2 separate regions of the Homo sapiens genome follow, and region 1 is linked to region 2. Evidence: chromatin loops called from intact Hi-C (ENCODE). Cell type or tissue: CD4-positive, alpha-beta T cell. All regions are shown on one strand. Each heading gives the region's core, and the rest is flanking DNA. Links, peaks and the distances in the headings are about the cores only.

Region 1 (8,319 bases), core at 225-8,224, 290 kb after region 2:
ACATGGCCTCTCCTTGGTGTGCCTGTCTCCAAATTTTCCCTTTTTATAAGGATACAGTCATATTGGATTAGGGCCCACCCTAATGACCACATTTTAACTTGATTACTTCTGGAAAGACCCTCATCCCCAAATGAGACCACATTCTGAGGTACTGGGAGTTAAGACTTCAATGTATCTTTTTTCTTAACTAATAAAGTTTAATTTTTATATATTTATTTTTTCAGACAGAGTCTCGCTCTGTTGCCCAAGTTGGAGTACAGTGGCATGATCTCGGCTCACTGCAACCACCACCTCCTGGGTTCAAGCAATTCTCCTGCCTCGGCCTCCAGAGTAGCTGGGATTACAAGCACGCACCACTGTGCCCAGCCCAATTTTTGCATTTTTAGTAGAGACTGGGTTTCACCATGTTGGCCAGGCTGGTCTCGAACTCCTGACCTCAGGTGATCCGCCCGCCTTGGTCCCAAAGTGCTGGGATTAACAGGGGTGAGCCACTGCGCCCAGCCTAAAGTTTAATTTTTAGAGCAGTTTTAGGTATACAGCAAAATAGAGCAGAAAGTGCACCCAGGTCCCATATAGCCCCTTCTCACCCACACACCCAGCCTCCCCCATCATCCGCATTCCCCACTAGAGTAGTATATTTCTTGTAATCAGTGAACCCACATTGTCACGTCATGATCACTGAAAATCCGGTTTTGGGTTCACTCTTGGTGCTGTACGTTCTTGTATCCACTGTTACAGTGTCACACAGAGTATTTTCACTGTCCTAAATATCATCTGTGCTCTGCCTACTCATCCCTCCCTGCCCTAACCCCTGGCTAATCTTTTTATTGTCTCCATAGTTTTGCCTTTTCCAGAATGTCATGGAGTTGGAATCACACAAGTTTGTAGCCCTTTCAGATTGGCTTCTTAGTCAGTTTTCTGTTGCTTATAGCAGACTACCTGAAACTGGGTGATTCATAAAGAAAATGAATTTATTTACTTATTTTTGAGACAGGGTCTCACTCTGTTGCCCAGGCTGGAGTGCAGTGGCAGTGGCACAGTCATGGCTCACTCAGCCTCAACCTCCCGAGCTCAGGTGATCCTCCCACCCAGCCTCCTGAATAGCTGGGACTACAGGCATGTACCACCACACCCAGCTGATTTTGTAGTTTTTTTTTTTTTTTTTTTTTATAGAGATGGAGTTTTGTCATGTTGCCCAGGGTGGTCTCAAACTCCTGAGCTCAAGGGATCCCCCATCTCAGCTTCCCAAAGTGCTGGGATTACAGGCGTGAGTCACTGTGCCTGGCCGGAATTTATTTCTTACAGTTATGGAGATTGGGAAGTTCAAGGTCCAAGAGGTGTGTCTGATGAGAGCCTTCTTGCTGGTGTGGACTCTCTGAAGCTTCCCAGGCGTCCCATGACAAGGGGGCTGAGCATACTAACTGCTAGCCCAGGTCTCTCTACCTCTTGTTATTTTTATTTTGAGAGATGGGGTCTTGCTGTATTCAAACTCCTGGGCTCAAGCAGTCGTCCCCCCTCAGCCTGCTGAGTAGTTGAGATTACGCCCTGATAATGAGGATCTTCTTTTCACGTGCATCCTTGCCATCTGGGTATCTACTTTGGGGAGGCGTCTGTGGAGGTCTTTTGTCCACTTTACTATAGACAGGGTCACATTCTGTTGCCCAGATTGGAATGCAGTGGTGCAATCACAGCTTGCTGTAGCCTCATGTAACTCTTGGGCTCAGGAGATCCTTCTGTCTCAGCCTCCTGAGTAGCTGAGACTACAGGCATGCACCACCATGCCCAGCTGTTTTTTTATTTTTTTGTAGAGATAGGATTTCAATGTTGATCAGGCTGGTTTCAAACTCCTAGCCTTAAGGGATCCTCCTGCCTTGGCCTCCCAAAATGCTGGGATTACAGGTGTAAGCCACTGCCTTTTTGTCCACTTTTTAAGACGAGGTCTTGCTATGTTGTCCTGGCTGAAGCGCAGTGGCTATTCACAGGTGCAGTCCCACTACTGATCAGCATGGGAGTTTTGACCTGCTCTGTTTCTGACCTGGGCTGGCTCCCCCCTCCTCAGGCAACCTGGTGGTTCCCAGCTCCTGGGAAGTCACCATACTGATGGCAAACTTAGTGCAGACACCTGACTGGCATAGCCCAGAACTAAATGATCCACCTGCCTCGGATTTCCAAATAACTAGAACTACAGGTGTGAGCCACTGTGCCTGGCTTATTCACTTTTTGTTATTTTTTATTTTTTGAGACAGTCTTGCTCTGTCACCCAGGCTAGAGTGCAGTGGCATGATCTCGGCTCACTGCAACCTCCACTTCCCGGGTTCAAGTGATTCTCCTGCCTCAGCCTCCTGAATAGTTGCGATTACAGATGCCCGTCACTATGCCTGGCTAATTTTTGTATTTTTTTTTAGTAGAGACGGGGTTTCACCATGTTAGCCAGGCTGGTCTCGAACTCCTGACCTCAGGCGATCCACCTGTCTCGGCCTTCCAAAGTGCTTGTATTAAAGGTGTGAGCCACCATGCCTGGCACTGGCCGTAATTTTAAAAATTCATTTATTTGTTTGGTGATAGAGACGAGGTCTTGCTATGTTGCCCAGTCTGGTCTCCAACTCCTGGGCTCAAGCAATCCTTTCACTTTGGCCTCCCACAGTGCTGGCTCACACTTCTCACAGGTGTGAGCCACTGGCCTTGGCTCCATTTTGAATTAATTTTTGTTAAGGGTGTAAAGTCTGTGTCTAGCCTGATTTTTTTTTGCATGTGGACATCCAGTTGTTCCAGCACCATTTGTCGAAAAGACTGTCTTTTCTCCATTCCATTTCCTAGAGTCAAGCTCAGCTGACTCCATTATGTGGTCTATATCCGGGTTCTCTATTCTGTTCATGGATCTATTTGTGTATTTTTCCACCAGTACCACAATGTCTCAATTACTGTAGCCTTATAGTAAGTCTTGCAGCAACCCTTGTTTTTTTGGGGGGGCCACAACTCAACCCATACAGGGGCCCAGCACCTGTGAAGGGACAGCAGCGGAGGCGGCGCGGGAGAGGAAGAGGAGGTGAACTGTGGCCACTCCTTGGTGGCTGGAGGTGGGTCCGGGGAGGCAGGACCTGGGCTGAGGTGTCGTTCTATAGCCCGGGTAGCGCACTTTCACAAAGCTCTCCTTGACCAAACTCTCGCCAGGCTCCCCTGGGCCCGCTTCTCAGCGAGGGCTCAAGCTGGGCCTGTAAAGCTCGAGCAGACACTAAGGCTCAAGGCCGAAGGTGTTCCCGGCTCCCTGAACCTGCGTGACAGAAAACCCAAGGCCGCCGGCTCCGGCAGCACCTGGAGGCAGGAGCCGAACTTCCATGGGCGGCGGGCAGCAAATCACACCGGCTTCAACCGCCCGGCCCGCCCACTTTTTGCAGCGTCTGACTTCCCCGCTCGCCCGCGCCGCTTCCTCCTCCTCCCTGTGCCGCACGCAGTCGCCCGCGCCACCCCCTGAAGCCCGGCTCTACCGCAGCGGCGCTGGGGTAGCGCCCCTGGACCAGGCGTCCTCCCCTCGCGAGCGGTCCTCCCGCAGCCGCGCCCAGCTCCGGGTCGGACCCTCGCCCGGGGGACTCGTTCACGCCCTGCGGCCGTTAGGCGGGAAGAGCACGACGCCCTGCCCTGCCCCGTCGTGGCGTCTGACCCTCTCCGCCACGTCTGTTCTGAGGCTCCGGGCCCGCCACGGCGGGGCCTCTGCGGCGGTTTCCCCACCCGTCCCCGCACTGCCGCTCCGCGAGGCGGACGCCGCTAGCAGCCTCCCGCGGGCCCCAGGCCCCGCGCCCCTCTCACGGGACAGGAGCTTGGGGACCCGCGCGGGCGGGCCGCGCGCCCAACGCCAGCCTCCGCGGCCGCGCGCCCACGGCTCGGGGGCGCCGGCTCCGGACGGTGATTGGGCGCGGATCGTGACGTCACTGAGCGCGGCGCCCGCGGGCGCCGGGTCTGGGCCGGGTGCGCGCCGCCGAGTAGCGGGAGCAGGGCGCGCGCCCGGCGCTACTCTGAGGCGGCTCGCGGGGCCCGCGGCCCGGCCCTCCCGGCGCTGCCAGCCCCGCCCGCCCGCGCGGCCCCCACCCGCCGCGTGCCTGCCCGCCCCGCCCGTGCGCGGCCCCGGCGCGGATTTGAAAAGCCCGGTCCGCGGGCCCCGCGAGCGCGGCAGCCAATCAGCGGCGCGCACTTTTCCCGCGGCTTCTGCGAGGCGGCGGCGGCCCCGGCTGCGGCGGCGGCGGCGGGCGGGAGGCGCGGGGGCGGGGTCGGCGCCGCGCGCGAGAGCCTCGGCCTGGCCGCGCTGCGCCCGCCGCCGCCGCCGCCCCCTCCCCGCCTGGGCCCTACCGCCGCACGGCCCCGGCCCCCTCCCAGCCTGCCGCTCCGGAGAGCCGCCCGCCGAGGATGCGACGCACCGCAGGTCACTGGGGCGCCCGCCCAACAGTCGCGGGCCGCCAACCGCCGGGGCTGGGGCCGGGAGGCCGGGCTGTGGGAGGCCTGAGGGGCGGCGGGGAGGACCGCGGAGGCCTGAGGGGGCGGGAGCGCCGGGAGGAGTGGGGGCACTGAGGAGGCCTGAGGGGCCGGCTCAGGGGCTGGGGGACCGGGAGGCCGGGCGGCCTGAGAGGGTCGTGGGGACCGCGAGGACCGCGGAGGCCTGAGGGCCGGCGGGAGGACCGGGCGGACCGCGGAGGCCGGGACGAGTCCGGGCAGGGGAGGGGCGGCGGCCTGCGGGCGGCGGCGGCTAACGGGGCCGGGCGGGCGGGCGCGGCCATGTTGGGCCCGGCCGGGCCCTGCGGCTGCACCTGTGCCCGGCCCGGCCGAGGCGGCCGCCTTTGTTCCCGCGGCGCCGAGCGGGTCGGGCCGGCCTTTGTGCGGCGCCCCCGGTCCGGGGCGGCCGCGGTGGGAGGGGCAGGTTGGGGTCCCGGGGCCGGCGCCGGGGCCAGGGGTCGGGCCGAGGGTCGCTTTTTGTTTGCAGGCGGTGTCTGGCGTTGACACTCGCGGCGCCCGGGCGTTGGTCAGCGCGGACGCTCCCCCGGGAAGCCGGGCCGCGGTCCGGCCCTTGGCAGGTGGAGGCGGGGGTGAGCCGGGTGTGGGTACCCTGCTGGGGGGCTGCGCGCCCTCGGCGTCCGGGCCTCCGCCTGGGATGTTCCCCTCGCCCCAGGATGCAGATTGATAGTCCTTGAAGCCTCAGTGCATGAGATGGGACCTGGCGACTTAATGGCTGGTTTTGCTCCACTCACAGGAACCGTGGTTTAAAATCTCGGCGTTTAAAAAATGCTGGTCTTAAGTTTCGGTAGAAATAAAATGGATGAGGGTATTGTATAGGACCCATTGCAGCACGAATCTTTCTGTGCCCACGATGGGCTTTGACATTCAAGTGGAAACATAGTATCAAAACTGATGTGGTGACGTTAATCGTTTTTAGGTAGATAACGTGTATTTTGTGTGTGTGTGTGTGTGTGTGTGTGTGAGAGAGAGAGAGAGAGAGAGAGAGAGAGAGAGAGAGAGAGAGAGCGCGCAGACCCTGTGAAGACAAGACTAATTGGATAAAGTTCAGGCCTGGCTCAGGAGCAGCTCTTCAGTGCTACCCACCTGCTTCACAGACTTTCAAGCCTTGATTTTTAAATGAGTTAAACGCCAGCATCACGCATGGGTTATATTCACTCTATTTTGTGTATTTCAAATATCAACGTGGAAAATAACTTAGGAGCCATCCCATTTATGAACTTGGGACTTAAACTTTTTAATTTTCCCAAAATGTTTTAAGTGCCCTAGTTACGTATTTAAATGTGATGAGAACAACAATATTTTAAAGAGCAGAACGCCAACAACATAAAGCAAACAAGTTCTGTGAGCACAGCCTTTCCTTGTGTACTTGATGTGTGCTCTCATTCCCCACAACTGATGGTGGTTCAAATCTAAACTGCCAAATGGAGATGAAGAGGACTCATGCTTTAAGCACGATTACTTTGAGTCATTTCCTTTTCTTTCCTTCCATTTTCTCAGCCACCCAAACCCAGCAACCTTCAGTTTTGGGCTGATGGTTGGTAGAGTGAGGACTTACTGCACAATTTTGAGTTTGTGTAAGCTTTTGTGAAGAGCTCTGATCTCAGTACAAAAATTGTCCTCTCCTGACTGCATTAATACCAGAGTCTGGCCTCTGATTATAACAGTAAAGATTTTATTTTAAGAGTATGAGGTAATTAACTGAGAATTTGAAAGAATGATGGACAATTTATCGTATCTATTCGTATGTAACATATAAACTAATATAACTTTTGGAGCCATGCACAACAAAATTATAAGGTCAGCAGGCTGCAGGTGCGACTTGCTTTGTTTCTATGCAATCAGCTTATCCAGGGCTTTCAAACCAGTACTTGCTGAAGTGTGCGGACCCAAATGAAGCATTAAGCAGAGTCCTAGAATGAGTCAGGAAGATAATCTGAATAGGTAGAAGACAACCCACTCCTCCTAATCCTGTGGGGCTTACATGGGTACAGCCTTCTGCCTATTCAGATTATCTTCTCCTTCTAAAAGTAATCAAATCTTACAAAGTTTACTCACATGGCAGAATGTGAACTTTTTTTGTTTGAAGATTCAGTGTAAAACATGCAAAAGTAGCTGGAATTAGGCTTACTAAGCTACAGGATTCTCTTTACCAAGCAAGAACTTAAAAGAAGTGCTAAGATGGTGCTGAAGTTCATAATCCAAACGTATTTTGTCCTGTGCTATTTATTTATTTTTAGAGACAGGGTCTCTCTATGTGGCCCAGGCTTGAGTGCAGTGGCTATTTCAGAGGAGAGCAATCATGGTGCACTTCAGTCCCAAACTCTTGGGCTCAAGTGATTCTCCCGCCTCAGCCTCCTGAGTAGTGGTTACTACAGGCACACTCAGCCTTCCTGGCTCTGCCCTGTCCTTTTTAGCTGGGCAAGTGGGCAAATAACCTTTCTAAGTAAATAATTAATCAGCAGCAACAGAAGCCATAAGGCTTTTTACTCATATATTCTGATCTACGTGTTTGGTTTTGCCTTTTTGTTTTTGTTTTGTTTTTTGGTGGGCTGCTCATGGCCATAGAATGCATACAACTTTGGATAAGCATTTTAGTCTTCTGAGCCTCAGTCTCTTGTTTTGCTTGATTGTAGTAAGTGTGACCTTGTTCTCCAAATACGTGGTACCATGTCCTGACTCCAGGCCTTTGTGTGGGCTGTTCTTGGGTGTGGACTACCTGCCACCTGTCCTTCCTCTTTGAGCATAATTCATGGCTTTTTAATGGCCACTTGTGACCTTTCTCCCCTGTTGGGTTAACTCTTAGAGGTAGGACTCTGTCATTGCCTTGGGCAGCATTGCCTCTGCTGGTGCATTCTCATGGCATACACTCAGTAAGTGCCGAATAAATGGGTATATGGCTTAGGGTAAACAAACAGCCCATTTTAATGCCGATATCTGGCCTGTTTGCCTCTCTGTTTTGTAAGTAATGGAGCATCTGGGAGAAGAAGCTGAGTCTAGAAAGGAAATGGCTTGGCTAAGGTCACTCTGAAACATTGCAAGTATATAAGTCCAACAAGTAGTAGAACAGATCTGTACTACCACCAAGATGGAGCAAGAAATCTACCTCGTCAATTTCTCTATCCTTGGTGAAGATAAAAAAATATAAAGTACACAGAATACGAAAGAGGAGATGACATGGGGGCTTTAGAGGATTAGGCTTGTATTTGTAAACTGTATGATTTGCTAATTCCTTTTTAATGAATGGTTATTTACAGCGAGTACTTTGGGGGAGAAAAAGACTTGTGTTGGTAACCCAGGGACTCTAGCATTTTATATTTGTCTATTGGTTGCAATATTGCTCTTTTCTTTTGAGATAGGGTCTCACCTGTTACCTGGTGTGGAGTGCAGTGGTTCAATCATAGCTCACTGTAACCTGGCACTCCTGGGCTCAAGCTTTCCTCCCAGCTCATTCTCCTAAGTAGTTAGGACTACAGGCAGATGCCACCATGCTTGGCTAATTTTAAAATTTTTTATGGAGTCAGTCTTGCAGTGTTTGGGCTGGTCTCTGTAACTCCTGGCCTCAAGTGATCCTCCTGCCTTGGCCTCCCAAAGTACTGGGATTACAAGTGTGAACCACTGTGCCCGGCCAAGTTGCAGTATAGCTTTTTACTTTTTTTTTTTTTTTTTTTGGGACAGGGTTTTGCTGTGTTACCCAGGTTAGAGTGGAGTCATATGATCACGGCTCATTGCAGCCTTGATCACCTGGGCTCAATCGATCCTCCTACCTCAGCCTCCTGAGTAGCTGGGACAACAGGCATGTGCCACCATGCCTGGCTA
Region 2 (8,319 bases), core at 300-8,299:
CAGCCAAGGGATCATTTCAAGGGACCCCCAGCCCCACTCTGTCCCAGCCCCTCCTGTGGGGCCTTGCACACACGGGCACCCCTGAGACAGGCGAGGCCTGGACAGGTGCAGGAGGTGGGCCTGGAGCCGGTGGGTGGGGCTGGCTGGACGGCAGGTGGTCAGCGGGCGGCAGGCTCAGCTTGTCTCTGGCAGGAGGGCCCACGCCCTGTGTGCCAGGCTGCTGGGCCTCCCCGGACGGACCGGCTGCCCGAACCCCTCGGCTATGGCAAGCTTTCATGGTCTCTGCCTCCCTCGGTGTCAACACATGACATTGAGGTTAAAAATGTGCCAGGTGGATGAGTGACAGGCCTCCTTCACAGAAGGTGGCCACAGAAGCAACCTGCACATCTAAAGGCACGTGACAGCAGTCCAGTCCCCACGCAGTGAAGGGGCCCCATCCGCCCACCAAGAGGACAGGGTGCAGCAAGCCAGCTACCCCCTGAGTGCCCACTGCCTGCCCATGCCCTGCTGGGGGAAGAGGCAGCTGGGGGCCACCCGGCAGGGCTGACTGCATGGGACATACCCAGCTGTGCTTGCAGTCCCTGAGGAGGGCTGGCAGCCCCTTCAGGAGAAAGCGCAGCCACAGGATGGGATGCTGTGTGGACTCAGGTCCAGGGCTCCACCACACCCCAAGTCTCTCTGGCCCCCAACCTTACCCCATCCCACCCTGTGCCCGAGTTGGCATCATCCAATCTCCACTTGGCATCATCCAAGGTGCAGACTGGATGCAGATCATCCAGTCTGAGTTTTAGGAGACTTTGACAGGGGAGATGGCTGCGGTCTGGCAGGGGCCACACCAGGGGAAAGAAAGGCAGTGACAGGCACAGGCAGTGCCCCTGACAGAGGGGTGGCCTGGGAGGGGGGCTGTCAAGGGGGTTGCTGAAGGTATGGCAGGAAGACAGAGAGGCAGGACGGGGAGCGCCTTGCCCGAAGCTGAGTACAGGTGGCGGCTGTCCAGCAGGGGGAGGGAGGGGTCTCCATGATACTGAGTGGCAGAGGAAGGTGCTGGACACTGCCCCCACCCAGGAAATGGCCTGGCACCCCTGGGGTCCTAAACAAGCCAATCTCCCTCCTTGCCAGAGAGCAGGAGCTGGGGGCAGAATGAGGAGGCTGCTGGGTCCCCAGCATGGGTTGGGAGAGCCATCATTCTTGGAGGCCTGATAAGGGGTGGGAAGGGAGAGGGCCACCCTGAGACCCAGGCATACAGGACAGTCCACTGAGCCTGGGGTCACCAGGGGCACCTCACCCCCGGGACCCCCTGCAAGCCACCCGGGGTGAAGTGGCCCCAGGGCAGTGTGAGAATTCCACACCCCCCACCTGCCCGGCTGTGGGCTGCAGCCTCCCTCCTGGCCATCCCAGCAGCATCTGCAGCTGGGCCTATGCGGTGAGTCCACCTTAAGTGGGTTTGATCGGCCCGTGCACTGGTGAGAGCATGCTAATATTGGCTCCAATAAAGAGCAAATCAGGGCCCTAGTCGACGCGTCTTATCACACAGTCAGAACTGATGGCTGCAGAAGTCATAAAGATCCCATTTAATCTCGCGCCTATCTATCACGCGGCTGCCTTCATCCTCTTTGTGCCGGGGTAATATGTGCTCATTACAAAAGCAAAACAGATCTGGCATGAATAAACGCAGGATGAAGTGCTCACTCGGAAAGTGACAGCATGATCAGTGGCGGCAGTAATCGCAGAGAATCGCGGGCTAAATTATTCCATAACCGTGATTTGAGGGGACAGCCCAGAGCACCCCACAGCTGCCTGCAGCACAGCGACGTGTCCTGATAAAACATCCTTCCCAATTTACGGGGCCGCGCTTGACTAATCTGCCTCCGCGCGCACACTGTCTAATCATGCCATCAGCACCGCGAGAAGGGGCTCAATTGGGACTCCAATGAAAGGAGATTGGAAAACTACCCTCAATTGAAATTACATTTGTAAATGAGGCAGAGTTTTCTGTTCAGAGTGTGAACGTTACGGTAAATCTGCTCCAGAAAGTCGAAGAGGCGGCAGCGGTGGGCAGGCCGGGGACGCCGCAGGGGCGACTGGGACTGTGCCCCGGCTGGGGCCAGGGTCCACATTCTGGAGAGGTGCCCGGCACCATGCTGGCCCCTGGGGACAGCCCCAGGAGAGGAGAGGGGCTGTGGCGGAAGCCCGGAGAGTTGGGCCTAGTTTGTCAGACATCAGACTTCACTTCCCACTCTGTAAAATGGGGCGCAGGGCGGCCTCCTTGAGGGAGGGGGTAAGACAGAACGAGGGGTGAGTCAGAGCTTAGTTGGTCTCCTCTCTGCCTTCCAAGGGTGCCCCCGCCCCTCCCTCCCACACTGCACACTGTTCCCGGCCCCTCCCTCCCTCCAGCCCTCTGTGCATCTGGTAGTGTTCCGGGTCCTCTCTGAGGCAACTGAGCGGGTACGGTGGGGACAGGGGCACTTCCCGCACCAGGGTGTTGGGTCTGAGGCTGTCCTCGTGGTAGGGGAGGGCTGGACCCAGATCACCTGCCTGACCACGTGCCCAGGACATTGGCCAGGCACACTCACTGGGACACTGCAGGAGGGGAGCACACAGGGAGAGCAGAGGGGACCATGTGCCAGACGAATGGACCTGCCCCCTCCAGGACAGTGGCGAACCCAGGGGAAGGTGGCCTTGGGCCCTGGAGGTCCTCTCCCAGACAGAGGCAGGGCCTGTGCTCAGGGCTCAGGGATGGCCATGCGGACCCCGCCAGCAGACGGAGCCTGGACGCCAGCAGCTCCCGTGGCCACAGGGTGCGGGGTGGTAGGGGGGCTACTGCCTGCTGGTCTCACCTCGTGGACTGCTGGCCAGAGTGGCCCCAGCAGCAGCGGTGAGGTACCCAGCACCTCCTCAAAGGCCTTTATGTAAATCAAGTCCTAATTAGGCCATCCGGCGTTTGTGTAGAATATCATTTTTTTAATTACCAGCCCTGGGCAGGTTCCCCGGCTGCCTGTTGTGCGCCAATTACCATAAATCCCCCGGTAACAATTAACAATGTTGGAGCGAGCTGCATGTATTTCCAATGTTATAATTATGCGCGGCGCTCTTGTTAATTGGCCTATCTGACTCTGTACTTTTTATGCCGCTCATCTGCTCATTACCGCGGCCATTTAATTCAATTAGCACCTTAATTAGAGGGACAGCCTTGTCCAATGTCGGGGCCTTGTCAGGGAGCCGCCTGATGAGCAGAGACAAACACAGGCTCTGCCGGGACCAGGCAGCCGCAGGGCTGCGGGTCGGGGGCTGCAGGTGAGGGGCTGCGGGGGTGCAGGTGGGGGGCTGTGGGGGTGCTGCCCGGGGATGCTCTGGGGGTTCTCCCCATGCCCTTGACCTGGCTGCCCTTGCAGGCCGGGGTGAGCAGCCACAGCACGATTCCTGCCTGCGATTCCTGCCTGCCCTGAGCGCCTTCCCCTGCCACGACCTTCAGGCGCCTGGGAAGGTCTGCAGTCCTGGCTGTCAACACCCCCAGGCCCCCCCCAAGCCTGGACACGGCCCCCAGACCGGCACGATGTCCAGGCTAGGTTTTGTTTTGTGCCAGTCTATTGAAATCGCTATTCCCTGCCTATTAATTCTCCTAATTAGAATTAAATGAAGCATGCTAAATTGCTAGATTAACCAATAATTAAGCAGCCACTGCACTAAAACTGAACACCCCGGGTGGCCTGCACCCCGTCTGCGTGCAAGTGCCAGGGGCGGGCGTGCCAGGCAGGAGGGGCCGACCAGCCTTGGGGACAGCGGTGCGTGCGCTAGTGCCCGCACCCGGTGTGTAGAAGGGCGCGAGCGTTGGCGTGAGAGCCGGTGTGGCCTGGAAGCTCTGCAGGAACGTGTGGGGGTAGGAGGTGAGGGGACCCTCAGTTACGGGGAGAGGGCATCACACGGGCCTTGCTGGGGGCAGAAGATTTGTCGTGAGCGCGACAGACCCACTAGACTCTGCAGGTCCCCATGGGAAGCGCCCTGCCCTCCACGCCCACCTACGAGGTCGCGACCCCCCTACCCCGAACCGCCCTCTGCAGACAACGAGGCTCGGAGGAGGCAAGCAGCGAACCAAAGCTCCCACCGTCACCAGGGAAGGGAGGGGAGGGCAGGGCAGGGAAGGGGCGGAGGAGGGGAGAGAAGAGGGGGAGAGGAGAGAAGAGGGGGAGGGGAGAGAAGAGGGGGAGGGGAGAGAAGAGGGGGAGGGGAGAGAAGAGGGGGAGGGGAGAGAAGAGGGGGAGGGGAGAGAAGAGGGGGAGGGGAGAGAAGAGGGGGAGGGGAGAGAAGAGGGGGAGGAGAGGGGTCGCCTCTCGAGGCAGAGCAGGCGGGAAAGGGCGCGGCCCGGCTGCGACACCCCTAGGCCCCCCACCCCCGCAGGCGCAGAGCCGGGGCGCTCCCCCCATTGCACCGCCCGCCCTCCAGGCCGGAATCGAGGTCCCCTTCCCAGCGCTGCTGGACGCCCCTCCCGAGCGCTCCCGAATCCGACCAGCCCGGAGGCGGCTGCGCCTCCAGGGGCTCCCGTCAGGCCCCTGCCCCCCCTGCCCTCCCTGCCCTGGCGCGCCCCCGCCCCTAGCCGCCATCCCCGCCCGAGGGTCCCAGCCAGAGCCCCGGCCCCCGGCCCCGCCCGCGCCTGCTGGGCGCCCCCTGGTGGCCTCGGCTGGGCCCTGCCGCTGCGCCCACGGCCCTCGTGGGAGGCCCCTCCCTACCCCGGCCGCCCTCGGGCCCCCACGGTCTACTACCCCATGGGGACCGGCATGTCAAGCCCCTGCGTGGGCGCCTGCGCCACCCCCCCGCCCTCCGCACTCGCCCCCTTGTCCCAGCCCCGCGTCCTGGGGAGGAGGCTTGGGCCGCAGCCCAGCACCCAGAAGTGCAACGCGCACGGGTGGGGCCAGGCTCGAGTCAGCCGGTGACGCAGCCTCTGTGTGACCAGGGCGGATGGCCCGACCTCTCTGAGCCCCCGTTTCCCCGCCTGTAAAAGGGGGTGGGGCTGCCTCCCAGCGCCGCTGCGAGGCGTGAGTGAGTTACGACTCAGAACGCCCAGGTCCGAGGTGAGCACACGCGACACCCGCGAGCCACGGCCACGCGTGTCCCCAGGGCGCCTCCCGCCACGGGCTGGCCAGGAGTGTCCGCGCTGTGGGGATACGAAGGGGCGCGGCCCCAGCGCTGCGGGGCCCGCAGGGAGGGCGCAGGGGCCGAGCATCCGCCCCGGGGCATCCACCCATCAGGCCTCGCCGTAAACTTCCTCCTAACAGCCGCTCCTGCAGCCGGAAGATATTGACTCGAAGGAGAAACAATGGCAGGAATAAAATAAAAATAAAAAAGTTAATTATCCTTTGTGTTTGTAATTTAATTAAAGATGCAGTAAAGTTTTACTGTTTTTCCAGGTGATGATGTTTAGAGCCCCGAGAAGCTATTTGTGCTGGTGAGATTAAAGTGCATTTTAAAATGTTCCTCCAGTACTTTCACATTTGTTGATAGATTTTTAAATTAAACTTTAAATTGTAATCTAAATTACCTCCAACAATTCATGGTCCCTGTAATGAACTCCCACCGTTCCCGCTGTCATCCGTCGATGATGGAGTGCGAGCCGGGAGCTGCAGCCCCGCGGCCGCCGAACCAACCGCGGAGGCCAGGCAGCCTCGCCCCAGGGACCCCGCCCACGGCGCCCTACACCGGCGGCCAGTCAGGGAGGCCAACGCCGCGAGACGGAAGCAGCCATACCCCGCGGGCCACCAGTGTGGCCAGAAAAGATCTGCAGGGATGTGAGGGCAGCTCAGAGCTGAGATCTAAGGCTGGGGCAGAACCGGACGGCGCAACAAGCTAGGGAGAAAGCATCCCCGGCGCGGGGTGCACGGAGCCCCAGACCCCACCCGCCTCCCGCCCGGACCCCGCCTCCACTCAGGGAGCCGGGCCCCACCTCCCGCCCTAGGCCCCGCCTCCTACCTCGGGCCCCACCTCCCGCCTAGGCCCTGCCTCCTGCCCAGGCCCTGCCCCCAACTCAGGGCCCCGCCTCCCGCCCAGGCCACGCCTCCCACTGAGGACCCTGCCTCCCGCTCAGGGACCCGCCTCCTGCCCGAGCCCTCCCTCCCTCCCAGGTCCTGCCTCCCGTCCAGGTCCCCGCCTCCCACTCAAGGCCCCGCCTCCCACCCAGGCCCCGCCTCCCACTCAAGGCCCCGCCTCCCACCCAGGTCCCCCCCTCTAACCTGGGCCACGGCTCCCACTCAGGGCCCCGCCTCCCACCCAGGCACCGCCTCTCACCCAGGCCCCGCCTCCACTCAGGGCCCCGCCTCCCACCCAGGCCCCCCCTCTAACCTGGGCCACGGCTCCCACTCAGGGCCCCGCCTCCCACCCAGGCACCGCCTCTCACCCAGGCCCCGCCTCCACTCAGGGCCCCGCCTCCCACCCAGGCCCCCCCTCTAACCTGGGCCACGGCTCCCACTCAGGGCCCCGCCTCCCACCCAGGCACCGCCTCTCACCCAGGCCCCGCCTCCACTCAGGGCCCCGCCTCCCACCCAGGCCCCCCCTCTAACCTGGGCCACGGCTCCCACTCAGGGCCCCGCCTCCCACCCAGGCACCGCCTCTCACCCAGGTCCCGCCTCCACTCAGGGCCCCGCTTCCCACTCAGAGCCCCACCTCTGCTCAGGGCCCCGCCTGCGGCCCAGGCCCCGCCCCTCACCCTGGCCTCGCCTCCTGTGGTCTTGCATGCCACAGTTGCTCAGACCAGACTTTCATCATAATGTCCCCTCCCTTACAGAAGTAGAAGTTAAAGACAAAACCAATTTTGAGTTTCCAATTTTCTCCAAATGTTCTAGAAATCGGTCATTTTCTTAAATATTTAACTGTTACCTGAATTTTCTCTTCCTCGTGGTCCTGCATATCTGGAATATTACTGGCAAAACCCAATTAGACTTTTAAGACATGTATGTGTTTCTAAGCAGGCCAAATATCTTTTTTTGTTTTGTTTTGTTTTTAAGACAGAGCTTTGCTCTTGTCGCCCAGGCTGGAGTGCAATGGGGCAGTCTTGGCTCACTGCGACCTCTGCCTCTGGGTTCAAGCAATTCTCCTGCCCAGGCTCCCAAGTAACTGGGATTACAGGCACCCGCCACCATACCCAGCTAATTTTTATATTTTTAGTAGAGACAGGGTTTCTCCATGTTGCCCTGGCTGGTCTCGAACTCCTGACCTCAGGTGATCTGCCCTCCTCATCCTCCCAAAGTGCTGGGATTACAGGCTTGAGCCACCATGCCCAGCATTTTTTTTTTTTGATATAGGGTCTTGCTCTGTCATCTGGGTGTGAGTGCAGTGGTGTGATCACAGCTCACTGCAGCCTCCTCCAACTCCTGAGCTCAAGTGATCCTCCTGCCTTGGCCTCCCAAAGTGCTGGGATTACAGGTGTGAGCCATCACTCCCCACCCAAAATTTCTTTACATCAGCCACACAGAGCTCCTTGACTACTTGAAGGCAGCACATGGCAAACAGCCGAACCTTGTCAGCAATCCAAGAAATGAGCTTTAGGACAGCAAGGAGACGCCATTCTCATGTCACGTTTCAGCGTTTACTACTGATATGATAAGAAGGGTCCCTGCCGTGGGGGCAGTGTGGCAGGGCAGATGCTCTGTGACCTATACTCCAGCCAGGCCACGGCCATCAGGGCATGCTGCCTAGCAGGGCTGGACAGAGTCCACGGCGTTCCTCCTGGACCCAGCTGAACGACACTCCCCTCCCTGCCACGGACGTCACCACCACCCCGCGGGGAAAGACCAGAAGGGCAGGGAGTGAGCCAGTGCCATGTATGCCACCTACACAGACCCAAGAGAGAGTGGACGGGAGGCCCTGCACCCTGCACCCAGGCTGGGAAGACCAGGAGGAGGCTGGCGGCCCTGGCTGAGACCCCATTTGGAGGCTGACCTTGGCCTCAGAGAGCCACCCAGCCCGAGATCAGTCCTCTCCCGCCTGCGATCTCAGCACTTTGGGAGGCCGAGGCGGGAGGAGCTCTTGAGCCCAGGAGTTCAAGACCAGCCTGGGCAAAATGGTGAGACCCCATCTCTACAAAAACAAAAATTAGCCAGGTGTGTGGTGGCGCACATCTGTAGTCCTAGCTACTAGAGAGGGTGAGACAGGAGGATCACTGGAGCCCAGGAGGTCGAGTCTGCCATGAACTATGTTCCCCACTGCACTCCAACATGGGCAACAGAGTGAGACCCTGTCTCAACTAAAGCAAAACAAAAAATAGCTACATATATAGGCAGGATCCAGAGAAAAACCTTGGGATTGGATTTCTAGGTCCCAGATGAAGGGATC

Evidence for each region. Peaks named below come from ENCODE experiments on the same cell type or tissue, not always from the same donor. Only the 100,000 strongest peaks of a DNase experiment are listed, where the experiment ranks them.
Region 1: it touches region 2 in a loop (17-fold over the local background); 2 of 110 quality-filtered maps call a loop at or near these places.

Annotation. Positions count from the first base shown.
Region 1 is chr4:1,867,129-1,875,447 of GRCh38, forward strand. It overlaps NSD2 (nuclear receptor binding SET domain protein 2), which reads left to right and starts at 4,265. Exons shown (of 22, transcript NM_001042424.3): 1 at 4,265-4,414. It also overlaps the pseudogene RN7SL671P. RefSeq lists an enhancer at 3,194-3,695 and silencers at 3,429-3,688, 3,719-3,948, 3,999-4,698. In CD4-positive, alpha-beta T cell, for the core only: no CTCF peak of the experiment used is centred there; DNase peaks (open chromatin) are centred at 3,423, 4,023, 5,353 and 5,923; H3K4me3 peaks cover 3,026 bases; H3K27ac peaks cover 2,341 bases.
Region 2 is chr4:1,574,625-1,582,943 of GRCh38, forward strand. It overlaps a transcript of FAM53A not described here. Among named protein-coding and RNA genes, the nearest start is that of FAM53A, 110 kb to the right of the region's middle. RefSeq lists enhancers at 1,636-2,509, 2,510-3,383, 3,384-4,256 and silencers at 4,638-4,917, 5,715-5,774, 5,955-6,164, 6,538-6,764, 6,581-6,740. In CD4-positive, alpha-beta T cell, for the core only: CTCF peaks have their summits at 4,674 (motif pointing left) and 4,876; DNase peaks (open chromatin) are centred at 3,997, 4,947, 6,047, 6,657 and 1 weaker place; H3K4me3 peaks cover 1,916 bases.